2 separate regions of the Homo sapiens genome follow, and region 1 is linked to region 2. A link is an interaction called in ENCODE POLR2A ChIA-PET data of the cell type or tissue named here. Cell type or tissue: HepG2. All regions are shown on one strand. Each heading gives the region's core, and the rest is flanking DNA. Links, peaks and the distances in the headings are about the cores only.

Region 1 (8,122 bases), core at 2,156-7,155, 170 kb before region 2:
ATGCATATCAGCTTCCGAGACACTGGTTTAGACTAGATCCAAAGTAAAACACTTCCTTCATGATAGGAGGAAAGAATGTCCAAGAAGGAAAATATGACAGAAGCGTTGTGCCCAGAGAGAACAAAACCAGCTGGCTTTGGCTGTATCAGGACCTTCCTTCTCCTGGATAGTGACATATGGATATTTGTAAGTCAGGACCTATGAAGATCCCCAGAGAACTGGTGACAGAAGCAATAACTGAATCTATAGGGAGTGTATCTATCATTCTACTTCTCTCTGAAATTTCCAAACCTGTCTTTAGAAGCATGTATCATGTAGCAAATAAAAATACATTAAGTCTTTGGCAAATACAGAATCACTCATCAGGCAAAGTAGAGCTGCCCTGTGGATTGATAAAACTCAACATGTGTATGATATTACCACCTTCCTTCACAATCCAGCAGTTGCTTCTTGTCAAGGCCACTTTTTCCTTTTAAATATTAACACAATTTTTTTTTTAGCACATATACAACACTAAGGCTAACAAACGAGCTTAAACTGGATTTAAATGAGTTTTTTTCAGTAAGGTTTATGGTTTTCTTTTTAAGCGGTATGCCTTATTCAGGCAGAAGGTCCTGCATTTTTGGCTGAGAGGTGCAGGACAGTAGCTGTCCTCTCACAAGAGAGTTCATTTTGCTCAATAACTCCACCTATAAAAGTCATGCAAATAATGGAATGAAGTTATATTTTGATGATATCCAGATACTGAAGATACTAATTACTGAAGATACTAATTTTTTTCCTTTTCATTCAAGAAAGATAATTTTACACTTATTCTTTGAAAGAGAAATTCTATGGAATTTTCTTCTTCTAATTTAATTCCAGAATACATTCTCTCAACCCTATGCCCTCATACTAGTAACTTGATGGTTAGCGGGTAAGTAGGTAGTAGTAGAAGAACAGAAAGGGAAATTTGGGGAGCAGAAAAGGGAGAAAAAGAAGAAAAGGGAACCTTCTAGTTTCCTAATAGAAAAGCTAGAGAATTCCATTCCTGAAAATTAAAGATATTTTACACGTTTGTGTATGTACGTGGCTTTGTGTTTATACACATACCGTTTTGTTTCATGTAGCATAATCAAATCTATTGCTAATTGTTTAGTTAATATTTACTTATTCAAACATCTTTTTAACATCTTGCCCAATATTCAATTTACATTTTACTTAGCAATTAGCTTGTCTGGCCACTTGCTGTTTTACTTCTTTTCTTAACAAAAACCCAACACTGATGTTCTAACAGAACAGTCTTACTGTCCTTTCGGTTATTGTCATTTCTCTTGCTTCCCCAAGGGCAGAAGCTCTGCTATTTTGCTTGCAAAAGCAAGACTGATATTTCATTGTTGCTACAAAAGGGTCAAGATAGAGTTATCGAACCCTAATAACTCCACCTATAATAGTCATGCAAATAATGAAAGGAGGTTTTAGTAGAAGCCAAGAAGTATATTTGACTTTTTTATTTATTCCCGTTTTAAAAATAAATTACATTTATTTTTTAAAATTACATTTTTACAGATCTACACTTCCTAGAACTAAGAGAATGACACAGTATACAGGTAGAAATTCTTTCTTTTATTGAGTTTTATCCTTTTTGTGATTTAAAATCTAGCAGGTGGTTTCTTTTCCTTAATGCCTTCAATTACACATTCTTCACACTTTCTGCTATCACTTTCCCTGCCTTCATCTAGTGATAACTAGAATAATTAGAATGGATTTCTTGCTAATCAATCATCTAGGTATTATCTTCTAGAAAGTTTGCAAGACATCCCTCCTTCAACCACCGTGGTTCTATAAAAAGAATTGCTTTTAATTCTCAACACTCTTATTCTGTTACTGTCATGAGACATCCTCTAGTTTCAGAGAATTTCTATAAACTGCCTAAAATAACCTAGGATTTTACAATGATGGAAAAGGAAGAAAGTGAGCATGCTCAAAGTCAGAGGATGAGAGGGAAGCACAGCAAAGTCTGGGGCAGTGCAATCCAAGGTGTCTGGCTCAAGGCGGAGTCCAGAGGCCACTGCAACCTGGAGACACATGTTAATTACCAAGGGAGCACCTGGCAGGGTAACTCACCAGCCTGAGTCAGCCTAGGATGGGAGCTTAAGGGGGACCTGAGGAACTCCAAGAGAGAATCACATGCATGAGTTTTCCACAAGGGACCCAAGTTCCCAGCCCAAATGAGACAAGCAATGGATCGTATTAAAAGCTAGTAACAATTGTGCTGAAGCAACCTCTTGCTGGTGGCATTGTTAATGGAGACACCATTCTCAGGCAAACTTTAGTAGGATATTTGAAGAGCAACAAAAGCATTTATACTTTTTGATCGGGTAATCACACTGTAAAAATATGGGGAAAGGGACATACACAGAGTTGTTCCTTGCTAAATAAAAGAGACAAAATTTAATAAGATAAATGTATACATCTTCATTTAAGTTTAAACACACGTATACATGTATAGGCTGGCAGTTGCCTGGACTAGCAGCTATTCTTGTGAGAAAGCCCTGGGAATTTTGGATCAGCCAACATCACAGCAGGGCTACTTGGGAGGGAGCAGAGCAAGTGGTAGGAACACACTTTATAGTCAGGCAAAGAAGGGTCTGGATATCCCCTTCTACAGACCATGGCAAGTCACTCACTTTCTAATACATCCAGCCATCCAACAGTTAAAAGGCCTTTGAAAATGCAGAGCTTCCTAAAAAAGGAGATGCTTCATCAGCCCCTGAGTTTCCTAGAGCCAGCACTCTCCAGGAGAGCCTCCTTGGTCTCAGAAAACACACGCTGGCATCTACCTCAACTTCAGAATTGCACACCTGACTCTTCCTCCTCCAGACCTAGGCAAGACCTCCACCAGAGCAAAACCAGCAAAAAGCAAGGAGAAGAAGGTGGTTTTACCGGGGTGTCTGGTGCTGTAACTATGCACAAGGGAGGCAGACTCAACTTGGATGGAGAAGCCTGGAAAATTCAAACTCAGGTGTCAAGAAGCAGTGTTTCCTAGGATTTACAGAGTGGGAAAGTATTAAGTCTAGTGCTCAGAGTAGGCACGTGGTAAGTCCTGAGACTCCCAGATAAAATGACCAGCACCTGGGCTCATTCTGTGAAGAATGTTCCAGTTGGGCCTATAATTAATCCATTTAAGATGTGGACCAGTTTTTATGAATCACAACAAACCCTTGGTAAGATCCACTTTCTTTCCTTTAGATGCAGGCCAGCCTCTTTGTTTCCCCCGTTAACACACATTTTCTTAAATTAACCCTCTATCCACACATTAAGAAAAAATATCTATACATACTCCATGAAAACTGCAAAGGTCTCAGATTAATACAGAAACGTAACTTTGGACTCTATCTTCTTATCAGCATTCATTTGAACACTGGTATTAAGTTTACTGTGAACTTTATCATTCAACCATATGTAAAATGTTACAATCATTTTATTTACATTTCTCTGAGCAAAGGTGGTGGGTATCAACCTTGTCCAACAGACGAGCACCTTACTTACATCAGGATATTAGCAGACACCAAGTGAAAATGAATGATGCAGTAACCAAGTGCAAGGGCTTCACAGTCTTATTCCCCAGATGATGCTACTTTTGGTCTAGGAGAAGCCATAGGCTTTTTGGTCATCTTCTTCAGCCCTCAGTTAATCAAGGTTTGTCTACACATTTTATATCCAAAAACATCTCTTATAGTTGCAAACTCTCTAAAATCAGATATAGTTAAATATCCACATGAAGTAAGATCAAGTTCCCTCTTCCACTGTATTGAGAAGCTACTAAGTGTCAGGGGCTGGGATGGGGTTTAGGAACACAAGCTAAACAGAGCTCTCTCTCAGGGGCTCACAAGCCAGGGGAGGACACAGTGAATTCTCAAGAGTGTGAACAGAAGTGTAGCGGGGACCCAGAGGAGGAGCTGCTCAACATCTGGGCATTGGGGAAGGTTGCCGCTGATAAAGCACCTTGGACAGGAATCTTGAAGACCAATTAGGAGCTCACGTGAGTGGAAAGCCCGTTCCAGGAGAGAGGAAGGGGTATGGTGGGTCGGACTGTGCAATCTAAGGAACAATATATGCATCTCTGGATGTCTGAGCAAGAAAGTGAGTTAGGTGAGGATAATGATAATTGTTTTCAGATATCTGAAGGACTAGCAGATTAGGCATTTGGTTCTCCATGTAGAAGATATTACTAGACTTGGGAGGGTAAGGGGGCAGCTATAAGAGTGTAAATTTCAGTTTAACATGTGTGAGAACATTCTATAAAACAGAACTATTAACAAGAAAACTAGTTGCCTTAAGTAAGCAATTTTACTTCCTGATTACATAGTTTTGGAGTCATTTTGGATTCTAATTCTAACTTAGCTCATAGTAAGTGCTTATGATACATATAAATAGTAGCTATTCATATTGTGAGATGGTGAACTCACTCTCACACTCTGAGTTCCAGCACCATACCACAGCAAATTGTCTTCTATGGCAAAGTCTCATGCCCCAGTGTGAGTGTGGACCAGAAACCATCGAAGGTCCTTCCCAGCCTGGGACTCTCATTTGGTTGTCTCTGCTCATTTATGATTTGGCATTATTCCCTCAACTCACATGGAAAGACACTGAAAGAAAGGTTTATTAAAAACATGCTATAGACCAGGCATGGTGGCTCACACTTGTAGTCCTAGCTACTCGAGAGGCTGAGGTAGGAGGATTAGCTTGAGCCCAGGAGGTCAAGGCTGCGGTGAAGTTTGATGACACCACTGCACTCCAGCCTGGGCAAAAGAGCAAGACTCTGGCTCTAAAACAGAGAAGAAAAGAAGAGAAAGAGGAGGGGAGGGGAGGGGAGGGGAGGGGAGGGGAGGAGGGGAGGGGAGGGGGGAGGGGAGGAGGGGAAGGGAGCGGAGGGGAGGAGAGGGGAGGGGAGGGGAGGGGAGAGACAAGACGAGGAGAAAAAAGGAGAAAAGAAAAGAGAACCTGCTGTATACATGTTGGCTATCATTACTACTGTTATTATTTCCTCTGATATTATCTTTCTATTAACACAATTATTCCTGATCCCTGATTTTAATGTTTTATTCTTGGGTGTATGTATGTGTATATGTTTAATGTTATGCAAATATTCTTGTAAGCCAATTCAAATCCTTGGTATAGCATAAAGTCATAAAAATAGAATAAAATAACATTATACAGCTTATTTTCTTTCTTTCTTTTTTTTTTTTTTTTTTTTTTGAGATAGAGTCTTGCTCTGTCTCCATGCCGATGAAGTTGATAGGTCTTCCTAGGAAGCAGTAATCAGCCTACCACCTCTTTCTCAGACATCATTAGGTAAATGCTGAATGGCATTAGCGTTTAGTTTTTACCAACCTAGGAGAAATGGAAATATAATTTCATACATCATTACTAAAATGGGTGATCAAAGCTCACTGTAGCGTTGAACTCCTGGCCTCAAGCAATCCTCCCACCTCAGCCTCCCAAATACCTGGGACCATAGTCACATGCCACCACGTCCAGCTAATTTTATTTATGTTTTTAGTAGAGATGGAGTTTCTCTATGTTGCCCAGAGTGATCTGAAACTCCTGGGCTCAAGTGATCCTCTTGCCTAGACTCCCAAAGGGCTGAGGTTACAGGCATGAGCCACTGCGCCTGGTCTACAGTTTATTTTTGATGACACATAAGAATCACTAATATTCATTTAACACTTATAATGTATGGGGCATTATGATAAGCTTTTTATATACATTATTTCATTTAATTCTTACAAGAACCCTCTAAGGTAAGTACAATTATTATCCCCATTTTATAAGGCAACGAAGTTGAGTCTTAGAGAAGTCATGTAATTTGCTCAAGGTCACAACTAATAAGCAATGATCTAACCCAGTAATTTTGCAACATGGCCTACAACACACTCACATTAATGAGTATGTACTTTTCTTTAACTTTGAAAAGTTAAAGAGTTAGACACTCCAGAGGCCAAAAACAAGTCATTTAATCCAATAAAACAGTTGGCAGCACTGACAGAGTTCATTTGGTCTTAATCTCACACTCAGGACACTGTTGGGAAGATGGGGCCTGCAGAGTAACCAGGTCATGTTTGTCTACACGGTCTTTGAAAATCAAATCAAAATTTTCAGGATTCTCACATATTGCATGATTCCATTCATATGAGATGTTCAAAATGGGCAAATCAAGAAAGAAAGAAAGAGAAAGAAAGAAAGAAAGAAAGAAAGAAAGAAAGAAAGAAAGAAAGAAAGAAAGAAAGAAAGAAAGAAAGGAAGGAAGGAAGGAAGGAAAGAAAGAAAGGAAAGAAAGGAAAGAAAGAAAGAAAGAAAGAAAGAAAGAAAGAAAGAAAGAAAGAAAGAAAGAAAGAAAGAAAGAAAGAAAGAGAAAAAGAAAAAGAAAAAGAAAGAAAGCTGCCTAGAGCTAGGGGAGGAAAAGAGAGAGGTAGGGAGGATGGGTACAAAGTCTCCTTTTGGAGTGATGAAAATGTTTAAAAAATGGACTATAGTTATGGTCACACAACTCTGTAGATATTCAAAAAACCAATGAATTGTATACTTTAAAGGGCTTAACTTGATGATCTGTAAATTATACAATATCAATAAAGCTGTTAAAAAACGATTTCCAGAGCTCAGTATCAAGTGTTCTCTAGTCACTCCATGAGGCTGCCGTCTTCCAGAACAAACATAGTAACCAGATGTGTGTAAAGTAAGCTTGTACCCAAGAACAAAATGTTCCAACAACAATGATGAGAGTAATGAGCATGCTGGTGAAGTTGGTAGGTCTTCCTAGGAAGCAGTTATCAGCCTACCGCCTCTTTTTCAAACATCATTAGGTAAGTTCTGAATGGTGTTAGCTTTGAGTTTTTACCAACCTAGGAGAAATGGAAATAAAATTTCATTCATCATTACTAAAGTGTGTGAAAACGAGCAGAATATTATAAAGAGCAGCAGAGGGGGAATCAAAGGACCCCAAAAGCTTCCATTCGAATCTACTACGACCTTGTAGACTTGAGGACTCAATCATTTTGGGCTTCAGTGACTTGATCTGTAAAATGAGGAAGGGGAAGTATGAAGTCAGCTACTCTAAGGTTTTCTTCTGTCTTCAGCATTCCAGTCAAATCGTCCCTTCTAAGGATTGTCTTGGTATGCTGACTTGTCCCTTTCATCACATCATCAACTGCGTTTAGACCAAAGAATTGTTATCCAGACATCTGGACATATTGAAAATCTCTCAAAGAATCTTTCCTGGACTGATGTTTCAGGTATTTACATGAACTTCCTCCGTATCCTTTATTAAATACACTATCTACCTTATAGTTTAATTAGCTATAAAAACCTAACTGAAATTTTAAGCTTGACACAGAAAAGTCAAAAAGGTGTTTCCTAACATGATGTATAAGGGCAGCAATATAATTGTTCTCCAAAGTAAAATGATTCTGTCCTTTATAAAAATTCATTTTACCTCAACTCTAACCTGTCACTTCTAATCAATTTTAATTTTTATTATAAAAATGATAAATTCTCATCTAAGAAAACCTTAAATATATACAAATTTGAGGAAATTAAAATCAGTTTTAGAGCCAATACCTTAAATAGATTAAGAGTAATGTTAGTCTACTATTTCTACTATTATATGTTGGTATAGTCTCACTTTTTTCTCCATGAATAGTTTTTCCCTTTTTTAAAATGAATATAAAGTAATCATGTTTAAAATACCAATATGTAGAAAAGTATAAGAAGAAAATATAAATCATCAGAAATCCCACCTTCAAAATAACCCCTAAATCCCTATTAACTTAAGGTGATCATCCGTTCTATTGTCTCTGTAAGCATAACACACACATAGAGAGGTATATTTTAAACACATTCAGATGTGTGATGGAGAGATAGTTTAATATCCATTATTTTTACTTAAATATCTATCATCACCATTTCCTCCTATTACAATTTTCCATAAATAAAATTGTGATGGTCCGTCATGCAATTTTCTTCTGCTACTTTATGTTTTTATTATTTGCAACTTTTCATGGTAATAAATAATGCTTCAATTAACATTTTTATACTTAAAGCGTCTACACTCCTACCTAGAAAATTTAAATCTATTGACTTT
Region 2 (8,122 bases), core at 1,090-6,089:
TAGCTACTTGGGAGGCTAAGGTGGGAACATCACTTGAGCCCAAGTGATTGAGGCTGCAGTGAGCTATTTTCATGTCACTGCACTCCAGCTAGGTGACAGAGAGAGATTCTGTCTCAGGAAAAAAAAGGGGGGGAGAAAAAAGAAAAATATGAGAGAGGATCCAAGAATTCCAGTGCTACAGACTGAATGTTTGTGTCTCCCCAAATTCATTTATGGAACCCTAACCCCCGAGGTGATGGCATTATGAGGTGGAGCCTTTGGTATGTGAGTAAGTCATGAAGGCAGCACCATCATAGGATTAGTGTATGAAATAAGACCCAGAAAGACCTCTTCCCCCTTCCACCACATGAGGACACAGGGAGAAGAATTTTTTTTTAGACGGAGTTTCACTCTTGTTACCCAGGCTGGAGTGCTGTGGCACAATCTCCGCTCACTGCAACCTCCTCCTCCTGGGTTCAAGCGATTCTCCCGGCTCAGCCTCCCGAATAGCTGGGATTACAGGCATGCGCCACCACGCCCTGCTGATTTTGTATTTTTAGTAGAGACAGGGTTTCTCCATGTTGGTCAGGCTGGTCTCGATCTCCCGACCTCAGGTGATCTTCCCGCCTGGGCCTCCCAAAGTGCTGGGATTACAGGCGTGAGCCACCGCACCCTGGCAGGAGAAGAAATTTATGAACAAGGAAACAGCCCCTCACCAGATATCCAAACTATGGGCACCTTGATCTTGGACTTCCAGTATCCATAAATACTGGAATAAGAAAGAGATTGTACGGAAAACACAAGTATATTTCTGTTGTTTATAAGCCACCCAGTTTATGGCATTTTGTTGTAGCAGCCCAAACAGACTAAGATATCCAATCAACAAGTTCTAAGGATCCAAGAAAGAAAAAATAGAATGAATGTGATGAAAGCAATATTCAAATAAACAATAGAGGGAAATTGCTGAGCTTATAAAATTAAAGGTTATCAGGCAGAATTAATGAAGAGATATTAGCACCTGACATATCCTGTTGAATGTTTCAAGATTTAAGGAAAACAAAAAAAAAATTCTATAAATGTCCAGATAGGAAAACACAGTTTATGTCTTAAGCAGTATTCCATGGCTTTGACTACACATTAAAATCATTGGTTGAGCCTTTAAAAAATAATGGGTCTGGCCAGGCATGGTGGCTCACGCCTGTAATCCCAGCACTTTGGGAGGCTGAGGTGGGTGGATCACAAGGTCAGGAGTTTGAGACCAGCCTGGCCAACATGCTGAAACCCCATGTCTACTTAAAATACAAAAGTTAGCTGGGTGTGGTGGCGCACACCTGTAACCTCAGCTACTCTGGAGGCTGAGGCAGGAGAATTACTTAAACCAGGGAGCGGAAGTTCCAGTGAGCCGAGATCGCACCACTGCACCCCAGCCTGGGCGACAGCAAGACTCTGTCTTGAAAAATAATAATAAATAAAAAATTTAATTTAATTTAAATTTAAAAAATAACGTGTCTGGACCCCATCCTTAGATATTCTGATTTAATTATCCTGGGAAGGAGCTTGGGCACTGAGATTTCTAAAAAATCTCCCCCAGTGGTTTGAATGTGCAGCCAGAATTGAGAACCACTAACCTAAATGAAGAGTAACTATAGATCTATCCCCCAGATAACTAAATAGCAGCAGTAAACTGGCTTCCACACTGGGAAGGAAAAGAATTTAGAATTATATACTCAGTTAGACACGGTGACACACACTTGAGTCTCAGATACTCAGGAGGCTGGGGCAGGAGGGTGGCTTGAGCTCAGGGGTTCAAGGCTGTAGTAGTACACAATGACCGTGCCAGTGAGTGGCCACTGCACTCCAGCCTGGACAACATAGAGAGACTCTATGTCTTAAGAAAAAAAAAAGAGAGAGAGAGAGAGAGAAATTATGTTCTTAGTCAAAAGGTTGTTTGTAGGAAAGACCAACATTCTTCTTTAAACCAGTGCTCAGAAAGTATCATCCTCACAGTTTAGTGATACAATCCAGCCTACCTAGGGAAAGATCAAGATAAAGAACTCAAGAATTAGGACATCATACCATAAAGAGATACTAGGAAGAAATGGAAACTAGTTAAACCTACAATAAAGTCTTAAGAACTGTCGTGAATCTAAGCACAAAACAAAATAAATTTCAAAAATAAGTCTTGAAGAAAAGTTAATAATGTAAAACAACAATAATAAGTTAGGTCTATATCCCAGATTACTTCAATCAAAATTGTGAAGTGGGATGAGACAGTCCGGACAATAAAAGCCTGCAAGGTTTCTCATTACACACAGACAGTAGTTAATAGATACAGTTACGTTATTGGCTTTGATAAACAGAGATAAAATTATTTCAAAATGCTTTTAATAACAAAAAGATAATCGCTGAAAGAAAATATGTAATTATATTTTCCAAACTACTACAGAAATAAGAGCTGAGAAAATATAGTTAATGGGAAAACAACCAGATATCAAAACCATCATGCAATATTATCCTGTTCTATTATATGTATGCATAATATGTATAGAAAAATTAAAAAATGAAACACTCCCAAATTGTAACAGTGCGTCTCTAACAGGTTAGAATTATCAGGTTTGTGGTTTGTTTTCTTATTAATGTGTTTCAATTTTTTCTAAATATCCTACAATCAGAATGCTCTTTTTATAATTTAAAAAAAATCAATAAATATTACATTTTTAAGTTATCCCCTTTATCTTCTATGCATTTTCATAGTGCTTATTTGATACAAAGAATAAAAGTCGAGTTTCTTAATGTGCTAATCTTAGCAATTATAGGATTTTTTAAAGTCCAATCTGACATAATTTTAGAGACTAAACACCTACGAATACTATAAAGGTGTTTCTATTAATATTTTTAATAAGTCACTTCCTGGAAGTAACATGTTCATGTAAAATCTTGCCAAAAACAAGAATATTAAAGTATGTTCTGCATGAAGAAGAAATCTACATCACAAGTACATTAGAAGCACTTTTTAGGAAGTAGAAAATATGAAACCAGAAAAACTCGGTAAAATGTGCTTGCAACTATAAATTCTGTAATTAGTTTGCTCTACAAGGAAGATACTAGGAGACACCAGTTGGAGATACTAGTTGACATCCTCGATTTGCTTTTTATTCAGTCAAAACATAAAAGCATGCATTACTCATGGCCAGATTATAGTCTAAAAGTATTTTCATCTAACTATCCAATTTTGAGTGAAAAAAAGAAACCAACACAAAATCATGTTGTCCTTTAATTTCACTTTAGGCATTCCTTCCTTTTGCCCCAGCACAAAATTCAGGATTGTGTTTATTCCGTGAGGGTACTAATGGAGTCACATTAATGATCCAAACCCAAATTCTATGGGCCCTCACTCACCCCGCCTGCATCTGCAGGACCTCAGTTGCCTGTGCCCCTCATGTAGGTCGAGTTGGCCTTGGAGAGGTGTGGTATGTGCTCATGAAGCGCTCTCCCTCTGCTTGTGCTACTCCTGTTGTGTCATTATCCACTGGACCGCCACTGCAGGCTGCCGTATCTGTGGGTCCCACTGTCTCCGTGATAGCAGAGGCAACAAAGCCATTTATGTCAAGAGCTAAAAGTTGCAAGATGTTGTACTGGGAAGTGGGCGAGAATGCTTCGTTCCTCTCTTGCCATTGTACAGCCAGCCAGTTCTGCTTCAGCACGGCAAATGAAGCTGCTCTTGGTTTTTCTTTCTGATAGCCCTGAGCTTTCTCTCTCTCTCTGTGGTATCAAAGATCATTCCAGTGGGATTTGGGCTTGGAGTTAAATCTAAGTGATTTAACAGCCACATGCTAAACTCGGAACTGTCCCTCCCCTCCAAAGTCTAAAGTTTCTTATTGCCGACTCTTTTTTTCCCTTACAGTGAGGTCTCTCCCACAACACCTCTCAGCCCATCTCCAAGTTGTTTTCTGGTAGGTTCTGTCTACTTAGACTCAAACTGGAGCTTCTGTTGAACTCATATTGTCCAAAGAGACCAAATTCTCCAAACAAAGGAATGTTTAATAAGCTTTGCATTGAATCAAGATTACTTTAATGTGTTTGCTGTAAGTAAATATAAATCTGTTCTTTTAAAAATAACACATTATTAAGCCACTGATTCAATCATCAGCAGGCTCAAGAGGTTAAGTGGAATCAGCTAAGGCAATTGATAGCACCATAGATCTCTTTTATATGAGAGTAATTCAGGAGAAGTTCTCATTAAGCATCAAGGAGAAAAAGTTATTATTGCCGGGTGTGGTGGTTCTCGCCCGTAATCCCAGCACTTTGAGAGGCCGAGGCAGGTGGATCACCTGAGGTGGGGAGTTCGAGATCAGCCTGACCAACATGGAGAAACCCCGTCTCTACTAAAAATATAAAAACTTAGCCGGGCATGGTGATGCATGCCTGTAATCCCAGCTACTCGGGAGGCTGAGGCAGGAGAATCGCTTGAACTTGGGAGGCAGAAGTTGCAGTGAGCCAAGATTGTGCCGTTGCACTCCAGCCTGGGCAACAAGAGAGAAACTCTGTCTCAAAAAAAAAAAAAAGAAAGAAAAAGTTATTACTGAGGAACAAGTTTGAAAACTGTTCCAGAAAGATGCTCAGTTGGAGAGAATTTGTAAAAATAACAATCACACCATTTGAAGTAAAAGTTGTTTCCTTCTAGAAAAGTTTTGCTTCAGAAGGAGAGCCCATTCAGGAAATAAAAGCATTGGCTACCATGGAACTTTAGGGATGGGCAAGCCACAGATATTCAAGACCTTGTGAGGCTGCAGGATCCTGTCAATCTTTAAGTGATGATGCAGTGTGAATATCTTAGTATGGAAAGACTATGGGGAATTTGATTAATAGAAGACAACTGAAAAACGCTGTGGTTAAGAGAGAACAGTGCTATTTTTCTTAAATCCACATACTTCACAATGTTTCTTTTGTTTGTGTAGGCATTTGTTAACCAACAGCTTCCTTTACCATTTCCAGGGGGTTTTCTAGTTTGGTTTGTTCTCTGTGTTGGTACTCATATATTTATATTGATAACAACCAGTAACTAGCCACATTACTAAAGTACATTTTAAGCCCAGCATGACTTTATTCCCTACTGTGGTAGGCTTGCAGCAGTGGACCAGGTAGCAATCTTCTCCAAAATGGCAGCCAACAGAGAGTGGAGCAGAGCCCAGAGAACAAACCATGAACAAGCCCCTTGGAATGGTGACAAGAATATTTTATTAAAGTTATCCTAGGATAGAAATCCCTAGGATATAAACTCTCAAAAATATAAGCCCTTTGTAAGCTATTATGGTTAAATACCAAGGAAAATATAACTTTAAGATTATAACAACTCATTCAAATACTTACTAATGCCTATTATTTTCTGGGCACTTGGCTAGACCCTGGAAATGTGGTAAGGCATGAGATACTTTCCGGGGTTTGGGAGAGCTTATAACTAGTGGGGGCTCATGATGTGCTTCAAAGAGAGTGGCCTCTTTCCTTCCTCCAGCACACCAAGCTGAGCCCTTCCCTGGAGATTTACCCAAACACATCATCCACTGCTCTGTGAGTAGCTTTCCTCTCGTTGCGTTTTTCAACTCCACTCAAATATCATCTCCTTCGGAGGGGCCTTCCTTGATTCCCACCTACCCATATGCTCGTGGCACTCTCTAAACAACATTTCACTTCAACCTCTTTTTGTCCTTCAAAAATGTGTACAGGTTGCATATCCCTTATTCAGAATGCTGGGGACCAGAAAGGTCTAGGATTTCAGATTTTGTCAGATCTTGGAATATTTGCACTATACCAGTTAAGCATCCCCCGAATCCAAAAGCCAAAATGAGCTTCAATGAGCACTTCCCTTGAGTGTCATGCCAGTGCTCAGAAAGTTTCAGATTTCAGATTTCCCTGTCATGGAACTTCAGGGATGGGCAAGCCACAGATATTCAAGACCTTGAATTTTGTGAACATTTCCGATTTCAGACTTTTGAATCACATTTTTATTGGAATATACATTGTTCATGTGTTTATTATTTGTCTCCTCCCACTAGAATGCAAACTGCATGATGGCAGGACATTTTGTCTGGCTTGCTTACATATATGTGTACCTAGCATCAAGAAAAGCATGCAGGAAGCAACCATGAAGGCTTTGAATGAAAAAATGATGGAAGTTGGATGAATGAATGCAGTAATTAGTGCATTACAATCTAATATGATTATTGCTGTGGTAGCAGAAATATCTGGGCAGCACAGATCTAGGTACTTCATTGTATCTAACAAACAAGGGAGGGGACAAGGAATATTCTAGAGGATACAAAAACATGGACTTAGAAGAGGAGCCATTTTAGGAACTTCACAGGTAGGGAACTGGGGGAAGATGAATGAGAATGGGGGAAGAAGAATGAGAAATGGGCAGATAGCAGAGACCCACCCTGAAGGGATTAGTGAGCCCTGTTAGGGAATTCAGACTTTATTCAAAGGGCAACAGATAGACCTTGAACAATGGCAGGTGTTGGGGGCAGGTTGGGAAGGGAACAGGGAGTGAGGACAAATCTGTTGTAGAATGCTCACCCCAGAAGCACTGTGGAGAATGGAATGGAAGAGACCTGTGAGTCAAGTCAGTAATTCAGGCAAGAATTGATAAGAAATTGAACTAAAGCCAAGGTTATGGGATCAGAATGGAGGGTATGGACTGGGGAGATTATCTGGAGGGAAAATCAATAGCAGAGGGAGGAGTCAGGTTCAATTCTTCAGGCAGCTGCCGTTCCTCAGCCAAGTTCTCCATTTTCCATAGGCACTCCCCAGGGCCGCAGCTATGTTTTCTGGAGGCCATACTGAGGCTAGGGGTGCACTTCCCAGATCACCCTGATCGCCACATGCTCCAGGAAGATAGCCTTGCAGGTCAACCACTGCTGTTCGAGGCAGAAAACATGGTCTCTTGTGTTTTGGGCCACTTGTCAGCTCTAGCCCAGGGCACTTATATTCTGATATATATGGTAGGGTAGGATTTCAAAAGCTTTTCTCCTCTTTCTGATCAAAATCTCTTTTAGATAAGGATATCTGTCCACATCTACACTTATCTAAAAGCATTTGGCAAAGCCCAAATATGTGCTGGGCTCTGGGGGAAAGAACCCTGGCCCTCAAACATTCTGTGATTTACTGAAGGAGACAAACAAAAAGACAATTAGAATGCACTGAGGATAGTATTGCAATGGAAGCACTCAAACAAAAAGTAGAAAGCGAATACCCCTAATCTAAAGATGAGTTTGGAAAGAGGGTTACGGGTCTTGGATCAGTAAGAGATAAGAACACTTCCTCAAAGAGAAAAGCAACTCCTAACTAAAAGACAATAAACGAACCTTAAAAAAATAATGTCAGCTCAGGTATAAATAAATGCAAGTGCATTAAAAGCAGCCACAGTTAATAGGTAATGTTTATCGAGTGCATGAAACGTGCCAGAAGTTATGGGTCTTGTATGTTTTTTTCTCATTTCATCCTCATACCAACCTTATGAGGTAGTACCACTTTTCGAGTTTTACAGACGAGAAAGCTGAGGCTCAGCAAGGTTGCATACTTTACCCCAGGTCACCCAATAGTAGTAGAGCAGGGAATCACACCTGGGCAGTCTGAGTACAGAGTTCCTAACTGGAATGTGGCCCTGTCCTTCACAGTTAGTGCCATTTGTCTACCCATCCATTGTCCCTGGTCTCATACAGTACAGAATAGGAATTCAATTCAGAGTTGCCTGAGCCCAGGGCTTCTGCACTTTCACACAGCTAAGTCTTCAGGCTGGATGTATACTCACCATGGAGAAAAAGAATGAGGAAATACTCTCATAGAAAATGCACTTTGCCTTCATTTTCAGCTTTGTCTCAACTCTCTAAGGGATGGGCCAATTCCCACTTCCTGCCTAAGTGCCTCAGTTTCACAAGGGAGTTTGTCAGAGGTTATTAGGCGTAGGCAGGGGAAGGCAGCCTGGGGAGGCTGACTCATCTCCGTACACCACTAAGCATCTTGCCCAGTGGATACTGAGGAAGCTGGTGTCACCCAATGGGCAGTCTTCTCAAGGAATCTTTGCCTGTAAATGCTATAAGATCAAATACATACTTTTCTTCAAAAACAGTTATTTGAAAGTTGAATT

What was found. Peaks named below come from ENCODE experiments on the same cell type or tissue, not always from the same donor. Only the 100,000 strongest peaks of a DNase experiment are listed, where the experiment ranks them.
Region 1: POLR2A ChIA-PET joins it to region 2 with 7 read pairs; 3 of 35 experiments call an interaction of 5 or more read pairs at or near these places.

The regions. Positions count from the first base shown.
Region 1 is chr3:171,758,612-171,766,733 of GRCh38, forward strand. The region is part of intron 1 of PLD1 (phospholipase D1); the gene reads right to left. Among named protein-coding and RNA genes, the nearest start is that of PLD1, 48 kb to the right of the region's middle. In HepG2, for the core only: no CTCF peak of the experiment used is centred there; no DNase peak of the experiment used is centred there.
Region 2 is chr3:171,928,778-171,936,899 of GRCh38, forward strand. All of the region lies in intron 3 of LOC105374218 (a long non-coding RNA gene), which reads left to right. Among named protein-coding and RNA genes, the nearest start is that of TMEM212-AS1, 32 kb to the left of the region's middle. In HepG2, for the core only: no CTCF peak of the experiment used is centred there; DNase peaks (open chromatin) are centred at 3,574 and 3,664; H3K4me3 peaks cover 1,720 bases.